Regions from separate parts of the Mus musculus genome. Here all the other regions are linked to region 3. Evidence: chromatin loops called from intact Hi-C (ENCODE). Cell type or tissue: heart. All regions are shown on one strand.

Evidence for each region. Hi-C counts contacts between places; a loop is a spot of excess contacts. Peaks named below come from ENCODE experiments on the same cell type or tissue, not always from the same donor. Only the 100,000 strongest peaks of a DNase experiment are listed, where the experiment ranks them.
Region 1: it touches region 3 in a loop (3-fold over the local background); 8 of 42 quality-filtered maps call a loop at or near these places.
Region 2: it touches region 3 in a loop (12-fold over the local background); 3 of 42 quality-filtered maps call a loop at or near these places.
Region 4: it touches region 3 in a loop (2.5-fold over the local background); 2 of 42 quality-filtered maps call a loop at or near these places.
Region 5: a loop joins it to region 3, with 3 times the contacts of the local background. A loop is called at or near these places in 2 of 42 quality-filtered maps.
Region 6: a loop joins it to region 3, with 2.3 times the contacts of the local background. A loop is called at or near these places in 2 of 42 quality-filtered maps.

The regions. Positions count from the first base shown.
Region 1 is chr2:132,514,048-132,519,047 of GRCm38, forward strand. All of the region lies in intron 2 of 1700026D11Rik (RIKEN cDNA 1700026D11 gene), which reads left to right. Among named protein-coding and RNA genes, the nearest start is that of 1700026D11Rik, 26 kb to the left of the region's middle. In heart, a CTCF peak has its summit at 2,524 (motif pointing right); a DNase peak (open chromatin) is centred at 524; H3K4me3 peaks cover 565 bases.
Region 2 is chr2:132,684,138-132,689,137 of GRCm38, forward strand. It overlaps Shld1 (shieldin complex subunit 1), which reads left to right and starts at 2,794. Exons shown (of 3, transcript NM_001358260.1): 1 at 2,794-2,844. In heart, a CTCF peak has its summit at 47 (motif pointing left); DNase peaks (open chromatin) are centred at 2,814 and 4,764; H3K4me3 peaks cover 1,346 bases; H3K27ac peaks cover 1,281 bases.
Region 3 is chr2:132,813,085-132,818,084 of GRCm38, forward strand. It overlaps Trmt6 (tRNA methyltransferase 6), which reads right to left and starts at 2,970. Exons shown (of 11, transcript NM_175113.3): 1 at 2,720-2,970. The coding sequence starts at 2,850. It overlaps Mcm8 (minichromosome maintenance 8 homologous recombination repair factor), which reads left to right and starts at 3,057. Exons shown (of 19, transcript NM_001291054.1): 1 at 3,057-3,381; 2 at 3,990-4,161; 3 at 4,621-4,704. The coding sequence starts at 4,014. In heart, a CTCF peak has its summit at 2,885; a DNase peak (open chromatin) is centred at 3,037; H3K4me3 peaks cover 2,604 bases; H3K27ac peaks cover 1,359 bases.
Region 4 is chr2:132,238,027-132,243,026 of GRCm38, forward strand. Tmem230 (transmembrane protein 230) reads right to left here. Exons shown (of 4, transcript NM_027478.3): 4 at 1,466-2,600. The coding sequence ends at 2,460. Among named protein-coding and RNA genes, the nearest start is that of Tmem230, 7.3 kb to the right of the region's middle. In heart, a CTCF peak has its summit at 2,625 (motif pointing left); no DNase peak of the experiment used is centred here.
Region 5 is chr2:132,251,058-132,256,057 of GRCm38, forward strand. It overlaps Pcna (proliferating cell nuclear antigen), which reads right to left and starts at 2,123. Exons shown (of 6, transcript NM_011045.2): 1 at 1,759-2,123; 2 at 846-943; 3 at 634-701; 4 at 187-381. The coding sequence starts at 1,979. It also overlaps a transcript of Cds2 not described here. In heart, no CTCF peak of the experiment used is centred here; DNase peaks (open chromatin) are centred at 1,684 and 2,234; H3K4me3 peaks cover 3,380 bases; H3K27ac peaks cover 2,025 bases.
Region 6 is chr2:132,718,245-132,723,244 of GRCm38, forward strand. All of the region lies in intron 2 of Shld1 (shieldin complex subunit 1), which reads left to right. All of the region lies in intron 2 of Gm52525 (a long non-coding RNA gene), which reads right to left. Among named protein-coding and RNA genes, the nearest start is that of Gm22245, 3.6 kb to the left of the region's middle. In heart, no CTCF peak of the experiment used is centred here; a DNase peak (open chromatin) is centred at 3,097.

The sequences.
Region 1 (5,000 bases), 300 kb before region 3:
TGTGAGGGGGTGGAGGACAGATCTCTGAGAGAACTTGGTCTTCTGAGAGCCTCTGGTGCAGATGGATGAGGAGGTGTGGCTGCTTCTTCCCCGCCCCCATGCCCTCCCCCTCAGGAGCAGGAGAGGTAAACCATGAGGATTGATGCATGTTGCCACCAGACCAACTTAAAGGGCTGGTTAGGTGACAAGCAGTCTCTGACTCTACAGTCACTGGTCACTCAGGCTGGGTCATGGCCGGCTACCTACCTGTAAACCAGCCAGGGGCTCCTGAGGCCACCTCCTCCACTCGGCCTGCATATATTTGTGGGCAGCAATGTCACTGGGACACAGCCCAGAACGGGGTGGGGGGTGGGGTCAGTCAGGGCACCCTTCACACGGTGGCTTCTATCTGAAATTATTTGGCTGTTCAACCCATGCAGATCTGCATGTGTGACAAGAAATAAAAATACCCAATAGCCGGAGCTGCTTCCCTGGTCTCCTTCTGCAGGAAGCATGAGTTTTTGTGTGCTGTGGGGCTCTGTGCCAGCACAGCCTCACAGCACATGGGGCCCGAGTACAGCTGGTCTTGGAGCTCGGCGACTTGGATACAGGAGTATATAGTCTCCCTCAGTAGCATCTCCACCTTTTGTCACTAACTGAAGCTGTTTGGATCTGAGTGTTCTGTGCTCCCAATTGCTGCTGCCCTAATGTCCTGGCTCAGGGCACGTTTCAAGCGACTCATTTTTCTTTGCCAACATCACCCAAGCCAGTGGCTCTGTTCTCACATCCGTCTCTACTCAGCACATCTACCCTTTGCCCTGCTGCCCTTGTCATCTTCTCCATCTATGAGCATAGCTGAAGGAAGAAACAGTGGCCGTAGAAAGTTCTAGCAAGCTGAGGGGCAACAAATCGCGATGCTAGTGGAAGAGTAAAACGGTAGCGATGTGGAAAGTTTTGGTGGCTTCTTTAAAAAATTAAACATGTGACTCCAGCCAGGGAAGCCTTGTCCACCATCATCAGAGGAGTCGCCTCCAGCAGCAGATGCAAACGGAGACCCACAACCAGACACTATGCAGAGAGCGAGGGACCTTGGGACACCCCGACCTCAGTGTGCTGCCTCCATCAAATCCCTCCCTGCACGGCTCAGGGATCCCTGTGGAAGGGGAGGCAGAAAGAGTGTTAGAGACAGAGGGCTGGAGGACACCAGGAAGACGAAGCCCTCTAAATCAACATGACCAAAGCTCACGTGAACTCACAGAGACCCAGGCGGCATGGCTTGCGCAGGGCCTGCCCGGTTTTGTGCCAGGGCGGAGCTCGTATATTATGGCTTCCGGTTTCGTGCTTTGTGCCATACCCGAGCATGCAAGCAAGCGAGTCTCTGTTCTTGTGCCTCCTCTTGGGCTCTTCCTTCTGTTTGTTTTGTCCAATTAATGTGGTTTTGTTTTTACCTTACTTTATTATGATCCCTTAGAAGTCCGTTTGTTTTCTAATGAGAGACAGAAAGGTAGTGGATTCGAACGGGAAGGGAGGGGGAGGAGCTGGGGGAGTAGAGAGAAGGAAAACCATGATCAAGATATGTGAGAAAAAATATTTCCAGTTTAAAAATTCATTAGAGTGTGAATATAAGGATAAATAAACCAAAAAAATAATGCACAATAATGGTAGGACCCATAACTAGAGTCTTGAGGATTTATGCACAGCACGCATGCGTGTCTCCAGTAGCCCTTCTCACCAGGCCAATGTGGAAAGCACCCAGATGTCCCTCGGGAGACTATTAAGAGCACTTAGAGGGCAGATGCATCACAGGTTCAGCAAAGCCCCTTTCCGTGGGGGAAGAGATGGGACGCTCTGAGGCTGGGAAAATCCTAACTTGAAGTTGACGCCCGCTTCTGCAATAACTCTCTAAACGCGCATTCGACACTTCTGAGCCGGGTGCAAGGATTTAAACGACGAGGGATTGTGGGGTTTTAATTCTTCACTTTATCAGTCACTTTATCTTCACTTTATCAGCTGCTAACTCTCATTGCTTCCTTTGGTTTCTGAAGAATTTGGCCTGCTGTTGGACAGGATTTAATGGCTGGCATACCTCACCACACTGCTGCAGCTACCTGGATGGGTAGACTAAAGATTAGAAGTGTTAGAAGCTCTGCGGGTTTAAATATGCTTGGCCCAGGGAATGGCACTATTAGGAAGTGTGGCCTTGTTGGAGGAAGTGTGTCACTGTGGAAGTGAGCTTTGAGACCCTTCCCCTAGTTGCCTGGGAGCCAGTATTCGGCTAGCGGCCTTCAGATGAAGATGGAGAACTCTCAGCTCCTTCTGCACCATGCCTGTCTGGGCGCTGCTATGCTCCGCCTTGATGATAATGGACTGAACTTCCAAACCTGTAAGCCAGCCCTAATTAAATTTTGTCCTTATGAGAGTTGCCTTCGTCATGGTGTCTGTTCACAGCGGTAAACAGAAGTCTTGCTGGAAATCCGTGCAAAAGCTGAGGTACACTGGTAAACAGATTACAGTGCTGCAGTGACCTGGTGCACATGGTGTCCACTAGGTGGCGCTCACGACTAAAATTTTATCGCTCCCCGCTCTTCTAAAATGGAATAACACCTCTTCACTGGAAATATGTTTTTGCAACTAGTACGATTATTTAGCTACCTATTGAGAATATCCCTTAAAATGGAATCAATGACAATTATGACCAGCAATTCATAAAAAATTCAAAACCAGGCATGGCTGCACATATCTGTAATCTCAGCATTTAGAGGATATGACCAGAGAACTGTAGCAAGGTCCTGGCCAGCTCAACTACATAAGGAGGCAGCCTGGAAAACCACCACCACCACCACCACCACAACAACAACGACAACAAAACCCCACGAAATCTGGCCATGGTGGCACATGGCTGTAGTCTCATTATTTGGGAGGCAGAGAGAGGGGCTCTCTGTGAGTTCCAGGCCAGCCAGAGCAACCTAGCAAGAAGCAATGACCAAGCCCGCTCAGTCAGTCAACAGGTTCTCCAGCTCAGGAGTGAGGATTGAAAAGAAAAAAGTAGACAATTCCAAGACAATTAAAAGGCAAATTTAACTTTCCCAATCCGCTTTTTTGTACCATTTAAATTACCTGCAAGTATTCAGGGCGAGCAGTACAATAAGGAACTAGCAAGGCAGTAAGTGAAGTCCCATGAATAGTCCTGTGACAGTTGTTTAAAAGGGCTTGTCAGAACAACCAAAATACTTGAGCCCACTTCGTTGTCCAAGCCCCAAATCTTGCCTGAAGCCTACTTCTCTATTACAGCCCAGTCAGATTCCTGCCTGAGCTTACGTCCTTGTCATGGCCAGTGTCAGATTCCTGCCAGAGCATTTCCTTGTCCTTGGCCAATGCCAGCACCCCAAAGGGCTCTCCACAAAGCAATTTCAAAACGACAACGGTTGGAGAGAGGGATCCATGATTAAGGACCTAGCTGCTCTTCCAGACCCAGGTTCAATCCCACCACTCACAGGCTGGCTAACAACCATCCGTAACTCCAGTTCCAATGTGGCCTTCTGGCCTCTGAGGGCACCAGGCATGAGTGTGGTTTGTATGCATACATGCAGGCAGGCACTCAGAGAGAGCTCCTCCACACAGAATAGAAGAGAGCAAAAGATGGGCTTGAGCAGGCAGGGAGGGGGCTCTAATGAGAAATGGGTTTTCATGTCAATTGTAGACCCAACTACATGGAAATCCAAAATGCCATGGGTTGGCACCCAGCTCCTCTAACAGCCAGCACGGGAGCCTTGGATGTCCCCAGGGAGTCCTGGGCCTGTGGCCTCAGTTATTGTTCTGTCCTCCTCACTAAGAATTGGCTTCTGTCTGCAGACTGGTAGAAGGCGGATCCGGGTCTACCGACCCCCACCCCCACCCCCAGCCCTCCTGCATTACCACGCCCTGGGCAGCCAGGTCTGCTGTGGTCTGTCACACAGCCCCCAATGACGCAGGAGCCTCAGCCAGACCTCTACAGCAACGGCCTTCAACCTTCCTAATGCTATGACCCTTTGACACAGTTCATGCTGTGGTGACCCCCAAATATTAAATTATTTTCGTTGCAACTATTATGAATCATAATGTACATATCTGATATGCAGGATATCTGTGAAAGGGGGTTTCCCCACCACTCCCAAGGGGGTTGCAGCTCACAGGTCGGGGACCATTGCTCCAGAAGCAGCAGCGTGCTCTCTCCTAGCCCCCACCCTGCAGTCACCCTCCCTCTTACCCCATGCTCCTCAGGCCTGCCTGTTTGCTCATTCTGTTCCGCCTGGGGTTATATTAGAAGATGTCAGGATGGGAGCTGCTTTCAATGCCAGAGAGGAGGTGAACCACGACCCAACACTGAGCCAGAAAGGAGAACAGAGACTGCAACCTTCCCTCCCATCCTGTCCTTCCAGAGTCTGCCCTGCCTGGGCATCCCCTACTTTATTGATTCTTGCTGGGAAGGTCATAAGCTCAAAAGCTCTAAACTCACAGGCACAAAAGGCAGAGTGTGGTGTTCCCCCACCCCCACCCCCATGACCCACTAAGTTTAATTCTGGTTTCTTGCATGAGCATGGGGGCGGGGTGGGATTGTTTACTGGAACAGAGATGACGTGCTTATCAGAGGCTGCAGCACGGAGGAGACACACGTCTCCCCTGCAACCCATTTCTGCTAACAATGCCTTGGGAGTGGGCCGGGCCTCGTGAGTCCCTCTCTCGTCAGGGATGAAGTGTTGATGAGCCCTGTCTTGGACAAACGATAACAGCTTCGGTGACTTCACAGGTGTGTGCAGCCATGTCTTGACTAGGAGACACCGTTTTGTGGCAGCCTCCCCATCCTCCGGCTCTGAAGTCATCTCGACCTTCCCTTCACAGTGTCCCCCTGAGCCTTGGATGCAGGTGATATGGATGCCCCCATTTAAGCGCAGCCCTCGACGGTCACTTATCCTCAGTGTTATCGGGTGTTTCCAGGGTCTTGGCGTCTTACCCAGAGAACTGCAAACCCACAGATCTGCACA
Region 2 (5,000 bases), 130 kb before region 3:
CTCTTCCAGAGGTCCTGAGTTCAATTCCTAGCAACCACATGGTGACTCACAACCACCTGTAGGTAGTGGGCATCTGATGCCACCTTCTGGTGTGTCTGAAAACAGTGACAGTATACATGAAATAAATAAATCAAAAAAAAAAAAAAAAAAGCCAGACGAATGCCTTTAATCTCAGTACTTGAGAGGCAGAGGCAGGTGGATTTCTAAGTTCGAGGCTAGCCTGGTCTACAGAGTGAGTTCCAGGACAGCCAAGGCTACACAGAGAAACCCTGCCTCAAACAAACAAACAAATAAACAAACAAACAGCTTCTGCTTCGATGGCTGCTTCAGCCCAGAACATGATGAAAGAGGATGGTTAGGAGCAGGCTACAGGCCAGACAAAGTTATTACGGTCTCAGACGTTTGCTCCAGGAAGCTCCATAGGAAAAACAACCTTCATCATGGAAAAAACTGACACCAAAACACAGGAGCGGTAAAGCAGACCCACACACTGTTTACCAAATGAATGAGATAACAGGCAAATGGCAAAGTCTCTGCTTCACTGATAACAGGTGGTAAAGCCAAGTTTGGGTGTCATTGTTGAGTCAGGTGTGGGTGGGGAACGAGAGATACTGAGAGCAGGGAGGGGGCGAGAGGGGGAGGGCCTCACCCATTCCTGACCACAGCAGCACACCAACCTGGCTCACTGAACTGGGATCTGGATGGAAGTATGCAAAACATACTTGTCCTTGCCCTTCAGAGAGCTACTGCATAGTGGGAAAAGAAGGAAGAGCAAAAGGATTTAAAGAGATAAGTGGAAAGCGAGGTCTCTTGGAAGGAACAGTCAACGCCTATTTGACAAGTCAGGGGAGGTTCTGGCAGGGAGAACTCTCTAAAGCTGATATCTGAATATTATAAGGACCAGAAAGTAGAAAAAACTGTTCCTAAGGAATGAAGCTGTGAGGAAGGAAAACTCAGGGCAAGAAAGAACAAGCAATGAAACCAGTGTGGAGGAGGTGGAGCTGGGGAGAGATGAGGTCTTTGTCTGACATGGTAATTTGAACTTGCTTAGCCCAGGGAATGGCACTGTTAGGTGTGGCCTTGATGGAGAGGGTGTGTCACTGTTGGGGTGGGCTTTTAGACCCTCCTCCTAGCTGCCTGGAAGCTAGTCTTCTGGCAGCCTTTAGATCAAGATGTAGAACTCTCAGCTCCTTCTCTAGCACCAAGACTGCTTGCACATGACCATGACTGAACCTCTGACATTGTAAGCCAGCCCCAATTAAATGTTGTCACATATGAGAGTTGACTTGTCTCTTCACAGCAATGGAAACCCTAACTAAGACATGTGCACACACTTTCACAGTATATAGTATTGAATGGCCAAACCTCAAGCACTATTTGCTTTTATTTTATTTATTTATTTATTTATTTATTTATTTATTTGAGACAGCGTTTTACTATCTATCTATGGCTGGCCTGGAATAGATAACTATTTATTTATTTATTTATTTATTTATTTATTTATTTATTTATTTATTTATTTGAGACAGCGTTTTACTATCTATCTATGGCTGGCCTGGAATAGATAACTAGACTAGGATGGCCTTGAGTTCACAGAGAACAGCCTATTTCAGCCACTTGAGCAGTGGATTCTAAAGACATTTATCACCACAACTGGCTCAAGCACAACGCTTAAATATTTTAAAATATTTTCTGTGTGTATGCCTGGTGCCTTTGGAGGTTAGAAAAGGACAATGGGTTCTCTGGAACTGGGTTTAGAAAAGGATGTCAGCTGTCATGTAAACACTGGAAACTGAACCCAGGTCCTCTGGAAGAGCAGCCCATGTTCCTTACTGCTAAACCATCTCTCTAGCCCCTAAAGCAGTAATTTGAAAACATTCCTCTAACTTGCAGGACTCCTAATGTGTGGGGTCTCACCCAAAGGTAGGGATCTGGAGGGGCTGTAAATATACTGGACCCCTCAAGACTATGGTGGGGGAGAAAACCGTCCAATTAAACAGAATTGTTTTAGACTAGCTTTTTACAGTAGTAGGCCCAGTGGACAGAACCAAACTGGAATGGAATCTTTTGTGCTAAGTGCCACTTAAATGAACTTGAAACAAGCTTGCTTTCTCCATAGTTCTGCTCAACACAATCTCCTTTGTTTAAACCTATAAGGATAGTACCCTAGAACTTGGGCTTTTCATTCTCTTTCCATTTCTCCCATAAGAAAATATGGGACGTCTCCCCATAAGCAGATCCATGCTGCTCTAGAACTCTCCACTAGCTCTAGGCTGAGTTTGTTCTGGTTGTGTGCTTTCTTGAGAGGGGTGGAATTTGGGACCAAATTCCAGACACCGATTCACATGCTACGCCATATCCCCAGCCCCTCGAATTTTGTCTTTCAACAGTCAACCCTTTTGTTCTTTTGTGTGGTCCTGAAATTTTAGCCCGAATAGAATCCATGTAACAATATTAAATTATTCTTAATGCTGTCTGAGAGAATTTTGCTAGCCTAAAGCTCCTGATCGTCTTGCCTCACAACGTCCTCCCAAGGCCTCGGGTTCAGACTGTACTTCCAAGGCCAGTTTTCGTCTTATGTCCTTTTTAAGAGACTTTGCATGTTAACAGTTTCCCAGTTTCTTTGGAGTCGGACAAGGACACTTAGAGCAACTAAATATCCCAGATGACCGTCCTGCTGCAGGAGTTCAGGCAAATGCCCTCAGTTAAGATGGCCGCAGCTGACTTGCCTTGACCTTTTCTCGCCTCAGCAAAGACGGGTTCAACAACTTCCTTTTAAACTCTGCTTTTCCCATAACAAAGATGGAGCCAGCGCTTCCGGTTCCGGGCTCTTGCGGTCAGCCGGTGAGTGACACGGGGCTCTGAGAACCTCTGCCGGTTTTTCTGCCGTTCTGGAGGGCGGTGGGAAGGGAGCGGGGAAGCGAGGAGGGAGGGGGAGGAGCGGATGGTTTATTCCGCCGGTTTCCCTGGCACCTGCCCCGCCCCGCCCCTCCGCTCCAAGCTCCGCCCACTGCGCTCTTTTTACCTCGCTCTGGAATTAGTAGAGATCAGGATTAGTTCCAGTCAATTATTTATTTTGGTTTTGTTAAGGCTTTTATGGTTTTGGTTTGCATATATATATAGTCTCTCTACATAGCTATGGTTGTCCTGGAATTCACTATGTCGATCAGGCTGGCCTCGAACTTACAAATAGATCCTCCTTCCTATGCTGGCATTAAAGGCGTGGGCTACCAGGGGTCTATTATAATTTTAAACAGCAGTATTAGTAACTTGATGTTTCCATAAAAATCAAAAGTGTAAACTACAGTCTGTTTTGTACGTTAGCCTAATTGTGCACTTGTGATAACCCTGGACTGTTCTCATCACGCCAAGGAAAACTATTTATTGAGGAACACAGTCCAGAACCAGAGAGCTTCGCTCCGCCCACCACTTGCCCCTACCCCAGTCCTGGGCTATGACCAGAGTGCTGTCTGTCTCTAGGGTTGTTTAATTTGCATTGTATATAAACGGAATCAAAAAAGTATGTGGCTAGATTCTTGGGGCAGGGATTTGCAAAGCTTGTTTTGGGGACTTGAGAGAATTGCATTCCATGGATGACTTAACAATGCCTATCTTTATGGAATCGTATTGCATATTCTTATTTTTATGTTGAAAAGGACCTTCCTGTCTGTTTTCTGAATTTCTCCATCAATTGCCCATCAGTGTGATTCTACTTTGGGACTTACCTTTCTCTTTCACTTCTATGTCTTTGTGTCAATATTCTTGTCTTCATTCCAGGATCTCCATCACATCTGACTTGCACTATTTGTTTTGTTTTGTAGGGATAGTTTGGGCATTAGTAACATCATATTTTATTTTTTATTTTGTTATGTTTTATTTTAGTTTATTTTTAGGACAGGGTCTCACTATGTAGCTCTGGCTGGCCAGGAACTCACTATGTAGTTCAGTGGGCTCTAAACATACAGAGCTGGGCTTATGTCTGCTAGAACTAAAGGCATGGGCCACCACCCCTGCGAATAGCACCATCTTAAGATACTGGCTTCTGGTGCACGAACAAGGAAGGTCTTCCATTTCTTTAGTGCATATTTAACATCTTGTGCATATTTAATACAGCCGTGTTTCATTTCTGTGCCCTTACAAATGGAAAAGGTTCTTAATTTTTCTTTTGAGGTTGTATCACTTGTCTAAAAATACAAGTGATTTGTGTATGTGTTTGGTCTTGTATCTTGCAAACTTGTGTAAGTTGTTTATTTAAAAATTTTTTTTTGTGGCTTCCTTGAGGTTTTCTATACAAGATCATATCTGATTTTTGTTTGATTTTTGCCCTGGGGATTGAACCCAGAGTCTGGTACATGTTAGGCAAGTACTTTACCACCAAGCTGCATCCCCTGCCCCTGTGTCCTGCAAAGGGGGATAATTTTATAGCTCTCTTTCCAACCTTTCACTGCCTTTTCTTGTCTAACTGTGCTGTCTAAAACTTCCAACACAACACTGACTGGCCATAGCAAGTGGAGACGTTCTCATTTTGCTTCTGATTGCAAGATGAAAGCATTTCGCTGGCCTCATTGAGCGTTCTTACTGTGGGTTTTCGAAACCACTCTTTTTGAGGTTGCAGAAGACTATTTCTAGCTTGTTGAGTGAGTAATCGAGAAACTATATTTGTCAAAAGTCTGCTTGAGTCTGTGGTACTCATCAGTAATGTGCTGGGACACGCAGAGGGCTTGGCAGGGGCTGAGGGCTGAGGCTGTCACTCAGTAGAATTAGTAGAGTGCTCGCCTCTCATCAACAAGGCCCTGGATTTGCTCCCCAGTCCTACATAAACCAGGCACACCTTTAAGCTCAACTCAGTGGGAGGGGAAAATAGGAGAGTCAGGAGTTCAGTGCCTCCCCCATACACAGCAAGTTCAGTGTCAGCCTGAGCTACATGAAACTCTAAAACAAAACAAACCAACAAGAATGAATAACATGATTTTAAAATAAAACAGATTTGAATTTGGTGG
Region 3 (5,000 bases):
AGGAAAGATGACACTCACCAGTCTCAGGGGGCAAGCAAACAGTCACATGTCTGGAGAAAAAAAAGCCTAGAAGATTCTTGAGGGTCTCCTATCTAACAAGATAAAAAGGAGTAAACAGTTGCTGCTGGGTGATGTGTGTGTGCGCGCGAGTGCACGTGCTCGTGTGTGCACACATTGGTTCACCAAACTGGACATTGCTGCAGTCATTTCTTTGGTCTGTTGTGGGTTCCATTTCTGAGGTGAACTGATGTGTATCGACTCGACAGAAAAACATAACACACAATGACAATTGTATACATGTTTGTGTGAGGAGTTAAAGTTGCAGGATTCATACAGGTCTGCAGATACTTTCTACATACATGGCATGGCTGACGTAAAGAAAAGCTTTGTACCTAAGGAAGCTTCAGAGCCCAGCTCACACGCACAGAATTCTGAATTCTGAGACCTGTCCTGACCTGGTAAACTCTGCTTGTGCCCTGCATCACTCTTTTCATCTTTCCTTTTTCAGTTCTCTATCCCACCATATCTTTGTATATCATATCCTTAAAAAACGGTTAACTACTTTCATCTTTTGTGTGGGCATGTGCACATGTTAGTGTTTGGGTACCACAGCATGCATATGGAAGTCAAAAGATCAACTCAGATACTGGTTCCTGCCTTCCATCTTTCTATGAGACAAGGTGTGTCTATGTCTGTCTCTGTCTCTCTCTTATTTATTTATTATTTGTTTATTTATTTAATGTGTATGAGTAAGCTGTAGCTGTACAGATAGCTGTGAACCATCATGTGGTTGCTGGGAATTGAATTTAGGACCTTTGCTTGCTGCAATCCCGCTCACTCCAGCCCTGCTCGCTCTTGTCCAAAGATTTGTTATTATATCTAAGTACACTGTAGCTGTCTTCAGACACACCAGTAGAGGGTGTCAGATCTCATTACGGATGGTTGTGAGCCACCATGTGGTTGCTGGGACTTGAACTCAGGACCTTCGGAAGAGCAATCAATGCTCTTAACCACCGAGCCATCTCTCCAGCCCGGCAAGATCTCTCTTGTTCACTGTTATATATGTCAGGCAAGCAGTCTCAAACTTCTATAGAGTCTCCTGTGTGTGCCTCCATCCTGCTGTAAGAACGCTGGGATTACAGATATGTACCATAGCACCTCATGCTTATGTGGTTAAGAGCTCTACCCTTTGAGTCATCTCCCCTCATTCATCAAATGCCACTTGAACTACATGTCCTCTGGAGGTGCTCCTGACTCCTAATTCTTACTCTTTGCTGGATTTCCAGTAACTAACATCTATTTTGTACCTCTTATCCTCATCCTTGAATCATGTTGGTGTTAATGAAACACTTTACGCCTCTGCCAGCCTATCTTATGTGCAAAGGTGTGTGTGGTGGGGGCCTGGGGGGCAAGCATCCAAACTGACAGGCCGGAAAGTGTGGGAGGCGATCTGATAAATAATGAAGCTGCCTGTTTCCTGGGAACGATTAAGAGTGGCAGAGAGCCATGATCTCTTTGGTGATAGGGAGTCCGGCTTGGGATGCAGCTGGGTTCAGTGGGTCATTTTCTAAATAAAACAAAAAATTAGGATCGTGGCTTCCTAAGAACAGGGATAGTAAAAAGAGCTTACAGCTGACTCTTTAGGGAGCTGGAGAAATGACCCAGCACTCGAGAGCACTTACTGCTCTTCCACAGGATCTGACTTTGGTTCCCAGCACCCAAGTTGTGTGGTTCCCAATTGGCTGTAACGCCAACTCCAGGAAATACAAAGCATTTGGCCACTGAGCGCACAGGAATTCACATACTCAAGCCCACAAAAACACACACACACACACACACACACACACACACACCTTAAAACAATACTAGGTCGTTTTTTTGTTGGTTTTTTTTTTTTTTTTTGAGACTGGATTTCTCTGTGTAGCCCATCAAACAAACTAATTAACAAAAAGAGTACCTTTTAGAACTAAAGATACAGTATGTCTCCTTGGTAACAAAAAGGATCATCTAACAAAACACATTATAAAAAGGACATTCAAATGGTTGTATCAGAACATGAAGCAAGCTGAGTGTGGTGAAGCAAACCTGTAATCCCACCACTTGGGAGGCAGGAAAGTGTTTGCTTCAGCGGGCCATCAGCAAGCACCAGTATGTATACTGGGCTTAAGCTGGCCATGTACCTTGTAGTAAGTTCTCTTTTCTTACAGTAGACAGATTTTTCCCACTGGGATCCAGAGAATAAGACTGCCTACCTGCAAGCCATACTATGTGTAAGAGATCTTTCTTATCTCCCTTTTCTCTTACTGAGGAAGTTGGATTTATGAAGAAAGTGGGGAGCTGGGAAGAGAGTCAGACATAAGAGATACGAATGTGAAAGGTTGGATAAATTCTGTAAGACTAGTGAGGCTCTTCCCCCGCCCCCCAAGAATCCTCGGGAAAGCACCCTCCTGAGTGGGAGTATCAAGAATGGAATTCTTGGGAAGAGAATTTGGCGCAGAAGGTAGAATAGAAAGTTGGGGAATGAAAGGTAGAGGCGAGTACTGTACCCGTAAGCCAAGGATGCGGCAGGATCCCGGTGGGAAGGCCTCAGTGATAGGAAGACCTGAGTGGTAGCAATAAGGGCTGGGGAGCGGGATTCAAAGAGCCAAGAATGGGGCACAGGAGGGAGTGATTATCCGGGTGGTGGTGCGCGCTGCCCAAGGCCAGCAACCAGACTCACTTTCTCCGCTGGACTTGCACTGCTTTGAACACATCTTCTCGCTTCAGCACCACGAAGTCACCGTCATGGATGCAGTGGTCCCCGAGAGGCGGGGGCGGTGAGCTCGGCTGCTCCGCAGCTGATGCCTCCATGGAAGCCAGGTAAATTTCAACCTCCGTTTTTGCTCCAGCCGCTAGGAGCCCGGCACGACCAGGAGGGACCTGCGTCTCCGCCGGCACCGCCCCCACGTGCTGCACGCCGCTTCCGCTTTCCGGTCCGGACCTCGGGACGGCTTCCGGAAGCCTGGCGACTTCCGTCTCTCTGAACTCTTTGATTGGCTACACTTCATCCCGCCCCCTAGTCGCGTGGCTTCCTTAAGCAGAAGCGCGTCATAGACGCGCCAAAAAAGAACTTCAAGCGAGGTCCGAGTTTGCCTTCTGGGCTTGTGCTCGGCCTTCCCCGCCCTGCGTCTGGCGTTCTGGCGCGCAGTGACGCGGGCACCGGGCGGCTCCGGAGACGGAGTGTCCGCGGAGCCCTGCGTGAGAGTGTATACGGCTTACGGCTCTGTCGCAGGCTCCGGGGCTCCTGAAAGCAGGACGCGAGGAAGACGGGGAGTCAGGGATTGCGTACGACTTTTCTCAGGCTGCTTCCCTATGTAGATGTTGGAATCGCCACCGTTCTCAGTATGTTATCCTGTTGGATCGATGTGGAACGTAGTGTTGCGATGGAATGTCTCATCCTGAGGATCCTGAAGACTTGAGCTTTTATCACAGGGCTATCACAAGCAACCTTGATTATTATTAGTTTGCATACTTGCGAATCTTTTATTTATTAAAACCTCTTAGGGTTAGAACAGGTTCTCCTAATGAATTACAGCACAGCGTATGAATCTATCAATAGTTTGTATCTGTGGGATAGGAATTTTTAAGTGGAGTTACTTTCTTTTGGAACAGTTTTAGGACAGCCTGCCACAGAAAGTAATACAGCGAAGATTGGGCTATGTTATTTCCCTAGTATCGTACTGGTGAGGATTATTTTCAGCCAATACTGCCCAATATTAGTTCCACACAGAAAACCGGTTCAAGTTAACTCCTTGATTTCTCTCTTGGTGGTTTGTTGAAAACTGGTATTGAATAAATGTCTATGGTGTACCTTAATCATGATGGAGATTAAAAGAATTAACTATACAACACATAAGGTTTATACTGCAGCATGGAACTTTGCAAGCCTAAGTGCTGGTCTTAAACACAGTACATTAATCCCCCCCTTACTATGTTAATACATTTTTTAGGAGTGCTCTTGACTTGTGGAAGACATGAGTGGTGCTTATAGAGGCAGAGGTTTTGGACGAGGAAGATTCCAAAGCTGGAAAAGAGGAAGAGGTGGTGGGAACTTCTCAGGAAGGTGGAGAGAAAGAGAAAACAGAGTTGACCTGAATGAAGCTTCAGGAAAGCACGCTTCTGGTACGTGCACGCAGGGATCGATATGTTTTCTCTCGGGAAAGAGACAATTCAAGGGCCGGTAGATGCCAGAGTAGGTAAGGGGGACTGCTGCCAAGTGAGGACCCTCAGGTCCCTGGAACCTACATGGTGGAAGGAGAAAACTGACTCCATAAGCTGCCCTCTGACCTCCACATATGCACTATGGCATGTGTGGGCCTACTAGTGTGCACAGGCAACATAATGTAAAAAGAAAAAAAAAATACAAGGAATGGAAATAATGATAATGCCTATTAATAATAATGCCTAGTAGATAGCAGGATAGTTTAACTCAGACTTCAGGTCTGAAGGTTAATATTTATAATTCTTATTGAAATATCTAATTTGGAGTCTATTAATAGACTCCTGTAAAAGGAGAAACTAGTTGGAGGGAAAACTAGCCAGTGCTTTGGTTTTTACTAACATCGTATTCTACGTTTTCAGCACAAGCCTCACAACCGTTACTTCAACAGTCAACATTGGATCAGTTTATCCCGTATAAGGGCTGGAAGCTTTACTTCTCTGAAGGTGGAGTTTAAGAACCATAAGTTATATATTCATCTTTGGATACTACAATTCATGTTACCGTTGTGCACTGGTCTTCCTGCTCTATGCCGCCTTTCTCTCTTCCAAGCATTTGTTTGAGCATTATTGCTATATGATGTATCAGGAAAACAGGAACTGGTGAATGTTTCAAAAGATTTCATACAAGGAATTGGATATGTATATGGTAGACTCAACACAGCAGTCTGATTCCTGTGACTGAGGGAGAACCAACCAAGAAATGCCAAGGTTATCAGAAGTGGGAGCTCAAAGGGAGAGGC
Region 4 (5,000 bases), 580 kb before region 3:
CAAGGGCTATTAGAGAGGGATTCTAGCCCAGGCAGGAGTCTTGGGATGCTCTGTGGACCTGCACAGGATAGAAGAGTCCGTCTATGATGTGATAAACAAGGCAGGTAGAGTTGAGGTAGAAGAGTCCACTTATGATGTGATAAATGAGGCAGGTACAGTTGAGGGTATAGCTGATGTGGAGTGCTAGCCACAGTGAGGCCTCCAAATTGGACACTGGAGAAAATGTGGCTGACTTCCTTGGATACACAGAGCTATGTGTAATAAAGCAGAAAAAAAAGGGATCACAGGACCACACAACTGGGCTTGGTTTTTGTTTGTCTGTCTGAGAAGGGTCTGTGTCTTGGATCTACTAGGACTCACTCTGTAGACCAGGCTGACCTCAAACTCTGAGATCCAGCTGCCTCTGCCTCCAGAGTGCTGGGATTAAAGGTCTGTGCCATACTACCACATCCAGCAGGAGCTTGTGTTTATATGTTCCCAGCTGTCTGTAAATCAATAAATGGCATTGAGGTGACCTGGAACAGAGGTTGCCTCGGCATTTTGCACCCTTCTGTGATATTGGCATTTCCCCTCCTTTGTGGCATCACCCCTTCTGTAATATAATTGCCACCCAGCTCTTTGCTTTGGCTGAACCAATCTAGCTCTAGCTTTGCAAGCAAAGCCCCAGAGGGAGCTGTGGACCCTCTGCCATCCTCTGCCACACACCCTCAGCAGCAAGGTTTTAGAGCTGCTCAGCACTGCAGACTCTTTGGGTGCCCCTCCAATTTTTAAATACAGCCAAACCTGGCAGCTGCTGGGGTTCACTGCCTTACTAAGTTGTTTTCTTCTATCTGTTTGCTAACTACACTCGTGAGCTTCCCCATCTCTCTGGCTCTGAAGCTACTATCCAAACACTGACTCTAGCATTTCTATCTCTATGAGAGACCCAATCCATTTCAGACAGAGAGCACTACAGCTCTCCTCTCCATAGCTCTCCTCAGGTGTAGATATCTAGTTTCAATGCATCCAGAAGTTATCTTTCTCCCAAAACTTCCCTTCTCACAGCCTTCCACATCCCAGCTGATGACACCTCTAGAACTCTGGATGCCCAAGTCTGTAACCTTGGAGGAAAAAAACCGACTGCAAAGCCAAGTCTGACTCATAGGCCAGCTACCTGAAACCAGAGGTAATCCTAAATACTGGGATTTACTAGAACGCTTTTCAAAAACATACCTAAAGTTAAATAGTTTTAAATCTATAATTTGAATTATGACACTTTAATTAAAACAAAAACATGTTGAGCTGGAGAGATGGCTCAGTGGTTAAGAGCACTAAGTGTGCTCTTCCAGAGGACCCGAGTCAATTCCCAGCACCAACATGGCAGCTTCCAACTGTCTGTAATCCCAAGATCTGACAACCTCATACAAGCATATATGCAGGCAAACGTCCACACACATAAAATAAAAATCAATAACAACACACACACTTAGAAAAAATTGTCACTTTTTATAAGCTGAGAACCAGATTTGACTTAATACATTTTCAGGGATCTTGGCCAAGTCTTGTAATCTTTAGCAGAATGATATCATAGTACCAGCCAGCAGTAGGGCTATAAACTCTAAGTACACTTATCTACAGTTTTACGAAGAAACAGCCAAAGTCTAGTCCTTGAGGTATGATTCACACAATCTCTTGACCTACAAAGGACAGATTCACCTGAGTTTTGTAGTAGGCAAACTATGGAGAAACCAGAGGAAGTTTCCCTTTTCTTGAGACAGGGTCTCACTAGGTAGCCCTAGTTGTCGTAAAACTCTATGTAGACCAGGCTGGCCTTGAACTCATAGAGATCCACCTGGCTCTGCCTCCCAAGTACTGGGATCATAATACCCAGCTTCATGGTTTAAAAATTCCAGGTTGCTGTCAATGTAAAAAAAGCCAATTAGAGATGGATCTACAGATATTTGGTTTTACTGGGATATGAAGGTGGAGGAGCATATGAAGGTAAGACAGATACTTTAATTTTACTAGGATATAATGGTAGAGGAGAGGGTGAGAGATAAGATAGGTAATTTTAAAAATAAATTACTTAGTAATAAGAAACTAGACAATACATTTCCCATTATGCTACAAAACCAAGCAGACAATGGAAGACAAAAGAAAGGTTCAGCTCTAAGGAGGGTAACACCTTCCACTATAGAACAGGCTGCCTTCCCAGACAGTTAGCTTCACAACTCTTACATGATGCACACTCATGTGGAAAAACTTGTCAAGTTTAGCCAGGGCCAGGAGATGAAAACATACCATGTCCTAATTAGCTAATTATAAAGCAGGAGCGTTTTGGAGAAGGACTCATACAATCTGGCCATTGTTTTGCTAAACATCTGCAAATTGTAGACTTCTTCAGCCCTTAGCCAGAGTTCTTGCTTGATGTCTTAAAGTGGTTGCACTGTGTGCGACTCTTCTCAAGGCTGAGGCGAAGGCTAGTCATCAAAGTCTGGAATGTCATCGTAGGAGTAACCCCGGTAGCCCTTGGATGCATAATAGGCGATGCGCAAATGGTAAAATCCCGGTAGGAACACCAAAATGCCTATGATGAGGACAGGAACGGCTCGGTCTGCCCCCTGGTGGCAGAAGGAAAACATTAGTCCCATACAAGTCACACCTTTACATCTCTCTTTTCAGCATACATTGTCACCTTCTCTTTGTTTCTTATCTTTCTGTCTCAGGGATCAAGTTAGAGACGCTGGGTGTGGTAGGCAAGCACTACCCTCCCAGTTTCTTCCAGATTACAAATTAAGCAATACATTCAAAGTTATAAAAAAGAAATCAGCATTTTTATTCAGATATCAGGCTTATTTCCTTCTGCTCTTCCAAGCTCTCTGTGTGTGTGTGCCTGCGCACCTGCATGCTTGGCCGGTACATACTATTATTGTCTGCAAATGTATATGCAGATGTATGCTTGTGTGCCAGAGGTTGACTTCAAGTGACTTCCTCAACAGCGCCTTATTTTAAATATTTAAGTATGGGTATGTTTTGGTCACTCTTCTATTGCCAAGAGCAATCATGACCAAGGCAATTTATAGAAGAGTTTTGGAGGCTTGCTTACAGTTTCCGAGGTGTAGAGTTCATGACCATCATGGTGGGGAAAAGGCAGGACCCTGGAATGTAGCTACAAGCTTACTTCTGATCTATAAGCACACGACAGAGAACACCAGAGCTAACCCTTCCAATCCTTCCTAAACAGTCCACCAACTGTGGATCAATCACTCAAATATTTGAGCCTATGGAAGCTGTTCTCACATAAGCCACCATATTCTACTCCTTGGTTCCTATAGACTTATAGCTATATCATAATGCAAACTATATCAGTTCAACTTCAAAAGTCCCTACAGTTGTTCAGTCTCAACAGTTTACAGGTCTAAAGACTCTTCTGAGACTGATAGTCATGGACTTTAACTACCTCTAGAACTTAAGCCCCAAATTAATAATTGTTTTGTCTATATGTATGTCTGCGCACCACAAGTGTGCCTAATTCCCACAGAGGCAGTGGATGCCCTGGAACTGGACTTTTGAACAGTTGTGAGTAGCCACATGGGTGCTGGAAATTGAACCTAACCCCTTGGAAGAGCAGCCAGTGTTTTTAGCTACAGAGCTATCCCCTATGTTGTGAATGTGCACCTAAGCACAGGTGCTGAAAGAGGTCAGAGGCTTGGAGAATTGCCCTAGAGCTGGGGTTACAGGCAGTTGTAAGCCAACCAACCTCAGGTCTAGTAATCAGGCTTGGGGGCCTCTGCAAGAGCAGAAAAGGTTATTAACAGTGAAGCCATTTTTTCTTCTTATTTTCCTTAATCTTATTTTTTGAGATAAGAGTCTCACCTCTCACTGAATCTCTTACTGGTACTCACCAATCTGCCTAGAATGGCTTGGCCAGGCAGCTCTGGGGACTCAACTGTGTCTCCACCCTGCAGTGCCGGGCTACAGATGCATACCAACACTTGGAGCTTTTTATGTGGGTGCTAGGAGTCAGATTCCAGGTCCTTAAGCACTTTCTTTCTTTCCAATTTTTTTATTGGTTATTTTATTTATTTACACTTCAAATGTGATCCTCCTTCCAGGTTTCCCCTCTGCAACCCCCCCACCCCACCCCTCCCCCCTGCTTCTACGAGAATGCTCCCCCACCCACCCACTCCTGCCTCACTGTCCTTAAGCACTTTCTTTTTTTCTTCTTCTTCTTTTTTTTTAAAGACTTATTCACTGGGCAGTAGTGGCACATGCCTTTAATCCCAGCACTTGGGAGGCAGAGGCAGGCGATTTCTGAGTTTGAGGCCAGCCTGGTCTACAGAGTGTGTTCCAGGACAGCCAGAGCTACACAGAGAAACCCTGTCTCGGGAAAAAAATAAAAATAAAAAAGATTGATTGATTGGTTGATTTTATATATATGAGTACACTGTGGCTGTCTTCAGACACATCAGAAGAGGGCATCAGATCCCATTAGAGAGGGTTGTGAGCCACCATGTGGTTGCTGGGATTTGAATTCAGGAACCCTGGAAGAGCAGTCAGTGAGTGCTCTTAACTGCTGAGCCATCTCTCCAGCCCCTTAAGCACTCTTTTGACAAAGCAATCTCCCTACCACTTTTTTCAAGTTCTTAGTTTTAAACATAGCACCCTTTTTGTCTTGTCTCTAAGGACTGGATAATATTACTTAAGTGGCAGTGGGGTGTGGTGGCACACACTTCTAGTCTCAGCACTCTGGAGGCAGAGGCAGAGGCAGGAGGATCTCTAAATTAAAGGCCAGCCTGGTCTACATAGTGAATTCTAGGACAGCCAAGGCTTTGTAGAGAGACCCTGTCTTAAAAAAATAAAAATAGGGTTGGAGAGATGGCTCAGTGGTTAAGAGAACTGACTGCTCTTCCAGAGGTTCTCAGTTCAGTTCCTGGCAACCACATGGTGGCTCACAACCATCTGTAATGGGATCCAATGCCCTCTTCTGGTGTGTCTGAAGACAGCTACAATGTACTTAT
Region 5 (5,000 bases), 560 kb before region 3:
GGAAGCAAAAGGCTGTACACTTAGCTTTCCAAATGCTACCTGTAAAAGCTTATGGAGTCGTCTCTGAGCTCTAAGATAGCTTGGTCTACTCAAGACTCCATCTCAAAATGAATGAATAAATAAAAACAAAAGCCGAGGCTCCATCCCTGCTTCAGACACCTAACTGGACGCCCCCTTACTACTCACCGCCTCCTCTTCTTTATCCACATTACTTGTTTGTGACAACTTAATGTTCCCATTGCCAAGCTCTCCACTTGCAGAAAACTTCACCCCATTCTTTGCACAGGATATCACAACAGCATCTCCAATGTGGCTAAGGTCTCGGCATATACGTGCAAATTCACCCGACGGCATCTTTATTACACAGCTGTACTCCTGTTCCTGTAAACCCACAAGTTAAAGGTCAGTCTAGAAAAGGGGGAAGGCTCAGCTTCATGTTCTCAAGATTTAGCATCTTAACCAGAACTCAGAATGCAAGACTTCTGGTTTCTTTAAAACTCAATCAACTTTAGACTGCTGTGGTTTAGTGAAATGGCAGTGTGCCATTCATCCCCAATACCACCACTCCACTCAGAACACGCATCAGCTGGTATCACAGCAGGGTAACACACAATCAGAAACAAGGTAACTCACTGGGATTCCAAGTTGCTCCACATCTAAGTCCATTAACTTCATTTCATAGTCTGAAACTTTCTCTTGATCTACCAAAAGAAGGAAAATGTTACCAAAGCACACCACACGGTCCTATCTATGATGGAAATTTTACAATATTGTTAATATTTTTTTTTGGTTTTGAGAAACAGAAACAACACGTAACTACCGAGTTTTAAAGGTGTTTAACTTACTTGGTGCTTCGAATACTAGTGCTAAGGTGTCTGCATTATCTTCAGCCCTTAATGTAATGATGTCTTCATTACCAGCACATTTTAGAATTTTGGACATGCTAGGGGGGAAAAAAAAAAAGACAGGCTTTATCAACATGTAATCCACATCTATATTTTAAAAAGCAATTACAAGTTGTACCATTTCACACTCACGGTTGGAGAACTGTTAAAGGGGCTAAGGGTACCCCAAACTCTCTCAGGGGTGAAGCAAATTACCGGGTATATGTGATTCTTAAAACCGACTTAGTAAAATGCACTAAAAGCCAACATTCGAGAAAGCATCTTTTTGAGCGGGGTGTCCTTGGTTTCTAGTGTACTGGAGAATGTGCCCCATCACGTCTGGCCTTTTCGTAAATCTTTCAAAATGTATACAAGTGGCACTAATCCATGTATCTGTACTAAAATAAGTCACACACTGTCCTTGAACACGTATACAGGAGGCACTAACCTAGGTAGCTGTAGCAAAGTTAAAAGCTAAAACTGACAGATTTCCCCTCAAATCCATGATGCGCAGTGAGACTCTGGAAGTCAAGAAAAGGTCTATTGTCACTCTAAGTCGACATTACATTTGCACTAAGACTCGTTTATTAGGCGCTAAGACCAGCCACTCAAAGCTGCAGGCATTTAATGAGCACAGCTCCGGAGCACTCATTTTCCCGCGGACTCCCGCTTTGTGGCTTTGGCGCGGAAACAGAGTGGGCGCCACTGCCAGCGCGGGCTTTTCGGAACCGCGCGCTTTGGTGAGGGCTGCCCCCGACACCATAGACCAATCAGAAAGCGCGGATGGCCAAGCCAGCCAATGAGCGTGCAGAGTCACAGCCCCGCCAAGAGCGGAAGCGGGAAGAGTGGGGCCCCGCTCCCGCCACCCGCTCACCTGGTGAGGTTCACGCCCATGGCTAGGTTGCGGTCGCAGCGGTATGTGTCGAAGCCTTCGGAGCGCAGAGTAAGCTGTACCAAGGAGACGTGAGACGAGTCCATGCTCTGCAGGTTCACGCCGCCCGAGCTGACGTCCCAGCAGGCCTCATTGATGAGGTCTTTGAGAGCCTCCAGCACCTTCTTCAGGATGGAGCCCTGGATCAGGCGTGCCTCAAACATGGTGGCGGAGTTGTGGCGACTAGATGAGAGCTACTCTAAGAGGAACGAGGTCTGGCTGCCAAGGTCCCCCGATTCACGATGCAGAAGCGGCAGCGAAGGCCTACAGCGACAACTACCAACCCTCTGCGCCCGCAACCGTCTAATGCCGCGGCTTCCTAGGCGCGCGCCTTTTCCCTGCGCGAGGTCATGACGCCACAGCGCTGATCCACCCACCTCTCCTCAAGGACCAATCGTACCCGTGGTTTGAGCAAGGCCCGCCCCACCGCGTATGCAAAGGCGGGGCTGCGGGGTAGGAGCCTGGGAGGCGAGGGGCATCACGGGGTTCGCGTAGGCTGTCGTCACCGCCCAAGTTTGTGGGAGTTTAGGCTGCAGTTTCCATCCTTAGGAAGTTTCCGCGCCACGGAAGTGGAAGTCACAGGCAAATCGAGCTGTGCGCGGCGGCCTGCCTTGAAGCTGGAGAGTATTTTAAACACTACGGAGCGTTTTCCCTAACGTAAGAAATACGCTGCAAAATATCGAGTAATAAAGAGGCCACCATATTTTAACACCCCTACCCCCCCCCCCATTTCATATCACTTTTCTGTGTGCGTCGCTCTGAACTTTTCTCTCTAAAGACTAAAAAAATACCTCTTAACGTGAACGCTTCTCCAAAGAAGATACCAAGTCCATATGTATCACGTAATTATTTTCCTTTTATGTCTGGTTCTCTACATTTTTCTAAAGGTAGATATTACTAGTATTTTCATCTTAATTTTAGGCTGAAGATGAACCCGAGCCTGAGCCCCATCCTGAAAATGTTAGCTGTTGCAGGTGGAGCGTCTTTCATATGTCCCTGGGCTGCAGCATTTTGTTCTACTAAAGTTTTTTTGTTTTTTTGTTTTTCCTATTGATTATGAGGATGGGGAAGAACTGACTGCAGGTAGATTAACATCATTTACAAAAGGATATAGAGTTTTTCAATTTCTCATGTTTTTTTCTTTTGGTTTTGGTGGTAGGTAAAATATATTTGATAATGAAAGTGTAATACTTTAATGTGAAACTTGATAGTTTCCATTTGGAATGCCTCTTCTAACTGTATAGAAGTTGGTTGAGTTGTGAAGAAAGCTTTTGGTGTGTGATGTTTTATTTATGTGTGTAAGGGTTTTTTGTTTGTTTGCTTTTCACTAATAAGGTATATACAATTTCAGAAAGTTAAAAGGACCGTTTTAGCTGGTGAGAGTGATTAGTGATTATAATTCCAGCACATGGGAAGGCTGAGGTCGGAGGGCCTAGATTTAAACTCACCTTGGACTATCTACCAAGACTGACCAAAGGGGAAAAAGTTTACATAGGAGCATATTAATTCCATTTCATGTTCATTTATTCTTTCCTTATTCACTGCATTTCCCTTTAGTTTGTCTTGTTTGATTTTTCTTTTCCTGGCTTGGGGATTTAGCCAGAAAACTGTATAACTTATTGAGCTATAGCCTCAGCCTGTTAAGAGTCTCCATAATTTTTTGAGGCTTGCATCAAACTCACTCTGTTATCCATGCTGGCCTTGAACTCACAATTTGATGCCACAGTCTGGCATCAAGCTTAACTCTTTAGTTTCATTTAATATCTTGGTTTGTAGGATTTCTCAGCTTTTTTTTTCTTTTATTCTTTTCACCATATATCTAGGTATGCTGAGACACAAATGTATTAATCACTCTCACAGTATTGAAGATTCATTGATTCCATCAGGTCTAGAATACTCTCGACCACTCTGATGGCAAGTGTTCGGTTTCCCTACACTGTTCACTGCCCGGCGTGTGGATTTTACAGAACTTTAGATCTATTCAGTTGTTTTGTTTTGTTTTGTTTTGTTTGAGATAAGGGTCTCTCATGTTCCCTGGCTGTACTGGAGTTTGCTTGGTAGACCAGGCTGGCAAATTTGACTTTTTAAAATTGGTGTGTATGCATCCAGCCCAGCATTTATGTCAGCTTATAAGGTGCATCATTATTTTATGCAGCACAAACGAGGAAAACTGTCAAACTACCACACAGTGCTATATCACATACAATTTTGATACTATAATAGTTACAAATAAAAACAGTTATGGGCTGGAGACATGGCTCAGTGGTTAAGAGTACTTGCTGTTCTTCCAAAGGTCCCGAGTTCAATTCCCAGAACCTGCATGGCAGCTCACAGCTGTGTGATGCCATCCTCTGGTGTACATGCAGGAAAGGACCTGTATTTGTATAAATGCATAAATAAATAAATCTTTAAAATATTGAATACAATTTTTTTAAAATTAAAAACAAAACCCAGAAAACCCCACTACTATACTTTCAGCCCCCACCCCTTAATCATATATTACCCTTGTGGGTATCTTTTAAGAAAAACATGGGAGCCGGGCGTGGTGGCTCACGCCTTTAATCCCAGCACTTGGGAGGCAGAGGCAGGTGAATTTCTGAGTTCGAGGCCAGCCTGGTCTACAGAGTGAGTTCCAGGACAGCCAAGACTACACAGAGAAACTCTGAAACAAAAAACCAAAAAAAAAAAAAAAAAAAAAACCAAAAAAAAAAAAAGAAAGAAAAACATGGGAGCTAGGGTTACATAGTGATAGAGTGCTTGCCTGACCTGTACAACACATGATCTCCATCCTCACAGAAGACACGACAGAGAGGTGTTCACACTGTCTGTTTATAGTAGTGCTATCAGTTTCCCACTGAGCTGCTGCTGCTGCTGTTTTTAATGTATTACACTCTGCTTTGTTAAGGATGTCAATGCTCAAGAGTGCAAGTCTAGGGATAAAAGTCTAAAAATATTTTTTAAAAAGAGTACTATTCTGTTGCATCTGGAGTTTCATCCACTTGTGAATTTTAATGCTGGCATTTCTTGTTTTACATGTAATAAATTATTGTTTTATTAACATTTATTTATATGTGGTGCATGCATGCCTTAGCGCATGTGTGGAGGTCAGAGGAAAACACGTAAGAGTCAGCTCCGTTCTTTCACCCTGGATCCCAGGATAGAACTCAGGTTGCCAGGCTTAGTGG
Region 6 (5,000 bases), 95 kb before region 3:
TCGTTACTGTGAAAAAATATTCATTAAAAAAAAAAACCGTAAATGAGGAAGGGTTTATCGTGGCTCCTGATCTGTGAGGTTTCTGTCATGGTTTCTTGGACCCATGGGCTTGGTTAGATTCTCTGAAAGCAGGTCACCATGGGGAAGGCTGATCCTCCAGAGAATGGGGGTGGGGCAGAGAGAGGAGAGCTGGGGGCGAGGACAACCTTCCAAGGCCAGTGACTCCCCCTAGGAACTGTTTCTCCCAACTAAGTCTCACCCTAAAGTACCCACAACCATCCTGGACTAGCAGTGGAGGACCAGGCCTTTAGACAACGGGGCCTCAGGGGTATTTCACATCAGAACACAGCCAAGTCATACAGAATAGCTTTATGGCCTTGAAAATCATTCCTCTGACAATTCACCCTTCCTGTCTCTCCCTCAACTTCAGCCTCTTGCAACCATTGCTTGTTACTGTTCCCATAGTTTGTCTTTTTTCTAGAATGTACATCCAGAGAAATAGTAGATTAAAAAATTGAATGTGTATATTCATGTATGTGGATGAGTATGTATATACCTCTGTGCAGAAGTATGTGGACATATTAGACAGCCATAGACAAGCTTCTTAGAAACATTGTCCAAGTCCTTTGAGATGGGGTCTCTTGTTGGCCTAGAGCTTACTTATCTAAGCTAAGTTGGCTGGCCAGTGAGCCCCAGAAATCCTCCTGTCTCAATCTTCCTGGCACTGGGATTACAAGTGTGTACTCATGCCCAGCATCTTGGAATGAGTTCAGGGGATTATAATCAAGTCCTCATGACTGCAGGGCAAGCCAGTGCTGACTGAATTGTCTCCCCAGCCCTGTTAGTAGATTCTGAGCTGTCAATTGCAAGCTTTTCTAGATGGCATGTTTTATTGTTCCTTGATAAAAATGCAGTTTGAATGAGAATGGTCCCCATAGACCCGTATGGTTTCCAGTTATTGGAACTGTTGGAAAGGATTAGGAGGTGTGTCCCTGTTGGGGGAGGAGGGGTGGGTTTTGAGCCCATGCCCAGCAGGTCTCTCACTAACTCTGCCTGCAACTTGTGGATCAGATGTGAGCTCTCAGGTAATGCTTCGGGGCCAGGATTGCCCATGTTCCCTGCCATTTTGATCGTGGACTAACCCTTGAAACTGTGTTCCCAAGCTCCCAGTGAAACCCTTGGTTACGGTGCTTTTTCACAGCAATGGAACAGGAACTAAGACAATACATTTTCTAGGAATAGGATTTAAATATTGTACTTCAGTGTGTGTGTGTGTATGTGTGTACGCTTGAATCAATGCCATGTATATGAAAGTATTCACAGAGGCCAGAAGAAGGTGTTAGCTCCCCTGGAGCTAGAGTTATAAGCAGTTGTGAGCTGTTCAATATGGGTGCTTGGAACAGGTCTCTGGCCCTCTGAAGAGCAACAAATGTTCTTAACCACTGTGCCATCCCTCCAGTACGTCCTATCCCAGTTTTGGGGTTTTGTTTGTTTGTTTGTTTTAAAGCAGAGAGTAGATTTTTTTTCCTTGACTGTGTAAACCTCCTAGGCAAGTGGTCAGGTCAGCAAGGGGGCTTTCCTCCAAACTGCCCCTTGGGAACCCAGGTTCCTTTTATCACATGGCTCCTGGGCCTTGTCATTATTCAAGAAATCAAAACAACAAAGACCATGAAGAAGTGGGTAAGATATCTTCAATGGGCCACGGCTTTCAGGAGCACATGTCATCTCTGATCATGTTCCAGAGGAGAAGACGTGGTGAGGGGGCATCCTTGGCTGGAAATACTGTCTAGCTGTTTGTTAAAGGACACATGGTAGAGTGTGTCTAGGGAAACTATCTTAGAACTAGTGCTTGTGGTAGAAAGAGCAAGATATAAATATCTCCTGACTTTTCCACCAGCCATAACTGGTGACCCACCCGGCAAACTGAGCTGCCTAGTACAGTCAGTATGGAACAACAGGCTGAGAAGCAGTCTTCCTGGATGCTCTCCTTGCCGTCAGAAGACAAAGCTCTCTTTTGTTTCATTTCTTTGTTTGTTTGTTTATTCATTTATTTTTTAGGCAGGGTTTCACTCTGTAGCGTGGCTGTCCTGGAACTCACTATGTAGATCAGACTGGCTCAGAACTCACAGAGATCAGCCTGTCTCTGCTGCTCAAAAGCCAGGATTGAAGCATGAGCCGCCACCCTAGCCAAGGTTGCATTTTAAAGGGGAGACTTTCGGGAACGATGTAGCAGCAAAATGTCTAGTTTTCTGTGAGCTGCTAGTGGTGCTGGATTTGGACTCCAGCCCTCAGAGGTGAGGAGGAACCACTCTTAGCTGTTGTGCCTCTCTCCTGACCTGCAAACGCCCAGTTTTCAACCATTGGCATTAAGGTTTGCTTTCTCTGGCTTATTTTGGGATCCTGAAATGTCACTGGCCTTTCTGGACCCTTGCATTGATACTGTTTTTTCAGACCTGCAGTGATTTGATTCTTGTGGATTGTGTAGATGGCACTGTAACCACTGGAGACCCTAGCCTTCCTTGCAAATCACAAGATGGATTGCCTAAATCATTGCCTTGGAAAATTCCACATCGATTCTCTCCTTGTCTTGCACCTAAGGAAGGCATATTCCTTTGAAACAAATGAAAACATATGCACCTGTTTTTCTTGGCTTCTGTTAAAGTGCACGTGTGGGTTATCACTGACTGACAAGTGTAACCTGCCAGCTGCCCTCTTACACAGAAAAGCTGAGTGGTCTTGTAGTCATGGTAACCTGCCTTTGCTAGTGAGTGACCAATGCAGAATGGACCATTCCCCCCAGTCCTGTCTTCTGTGCCTGGGACACAGCACGAGGGCATTTGAGGAGACAGCACCGTTAGGTCAGGCCATCAGTGCAGCCAGCACTGTTATCTCACGCTCTCTCGGAGGCAAAAGCCCCTGACGATGCTTCTAAGAGTTCATCACTAGATTCCTCATTACCGTCTTGGCTGAGCTGGCACACTTGGCAGCCCATGGTGCAAATGAGAAAGATATAGGTCTGACCAGGGAGCATTTTCCCTTCCTGTCTTTCTCCTTAAGGAGAGGATGTGCTTGCTGGGGAAGTTATTTCTGATATTAATAGGCATATTGGCTGGGTTCAAAGACTGCCTGAGTTAAGATGGCACGGTGCCATTTAAAACAAGTAGCGGGATGTGCCCTGGGGCTGTTACATCACATGCAGTCCTCATTTAACAGAGTGCTGTTTCCACGATCTTATCTTTGCAGGAGACCTTAAACAAATTGCTAATTAGCCTTTCAGAAATTTGCATAGAGAGCACTGGCTGTTATTAAGTGGGGACTTTCTGCACCCTTAGGACTTGAAGGGGCACCCAGAGCGAGCCCAGGACTAGAGGAAAGAAGACTACCCATGGCCTGGGGACACCTAGGAGGGTGAGGAAGGAGGCCAGCCGCCCGCTGGCAGCAAGGAGGATTTTCTGTGCTGTTTGTGGCTGTGAACTGGCAACAGGTTACTTTCTCTTGCTGTCTAGGTTATTCTTTCTGATCGGCTTGTTCGCCTGTGGTCCAGCCCTTTATTATTTGTGGCTAGTGACACAATTCAACTCTTCACTGTTGACCTACTACAGGAAGACATACCCAGTGTTATCTACAGCCTCAGCTCTCCTCTCCTATGTTAGATAGCTATTTTTAATGTTTCTCTTTAAAAACATTATCCACTTATTTTTATTTATATGAGTACACTGTAGCTGTCTTCAGGCACACACCAGAAGAGGATATCAGATTCCATTACAGATGGCTGTGAGCCACCATATGGTTGGTGGGAAGTGAACTCAGGGCCTCTGGAAGAGCAGTCACTGCTCTTAACTGCTGAGTCATCTCTCCAACCCCTTTTAATGTTTCTTAATGTTGTGAATTTCCTTAGGAACATAACCATGGTTTTATACCAGAGCTAATCATCCTTTGCTTCGCTGTCTGTCTGGACAGAGGATTTCATGCCGCTGAGGCTGGCCTTGAACTCACTGTGTAGCTAAGGATGAGTTTGAGCCCTCTGTCCTCGTGTCTCCAGCAGTTTACTTGGCTACGGTCGTTAGTTGAACATGGCTGCTACTCAGCTGCCTGTGTACAGTTATTTCTTGTCTCTGAGGTGGGCTTTATATAGGAGAGCAAGACTCTCCCAGGTGACTTCACTTTAACGGTCTGCACAGATAACAAGCAGCCAGATTGTTTTGGGGAAACTTGTGTCTCTTCTACAACTCTGCTGTTCTATGGGCTGCTCACCCACATGACCTCCACACCATGACCTCTGCATCTCCTCACCTTTCATCCCAGTTCCTTTCCCGGAATTCCTTACCTTCCTAGTGGAGAGAAATGCTGGAAATAACCAAGCCACCTTGTGTGCAGTTCTCCCTGCCTCAGTCAGGTACCATGATAGCCGAATGACTTTTTATGACCTCGCTAGGACCTTGCGGGTCCTTCTGGGAACTGCTACCTTAGATCATCCACTTATGGGCAGATAACTACACTTCTCTACATTCTCTTATGGTGCCCAAAAGTTACCTGTGCAGTGGTCTTTCCAAACTTAAAGAAGGTTCATACATAGCAGGTACTCTTCACTAGCTGAGAATGATCACTGTGAACAGTGGAGTCCCGACAATTTTTTTTAATCACTTACTAACTATATTGTATGTCCTATGTAAACAGGCTATTCTTTGTCTCCCTCCCTAACACCCACATTTGATTTCTACATGTCCCCTATCCATCTTTCCAGAAGGCACGGGGCAGAGGCCATTTTCATGTTGCTCATTGTGGAATCTCCAGGTCTTAGAACAGCATATGGAACATAACAACTCATTCATAAGTATTTTCATTGATATTTCTTGTCTTTTAAAAAAGTATTTTCTTGGGCTGGAGAGATGGCTCAGCAGTTAAGAGCACCAACTGCTTTTCCAGAGGCCCTGAGTTCAATCCCCAGCAACCACATGGAGGCTCACAACCATCTGTAATGGAATCTGATGCCCTCTTCT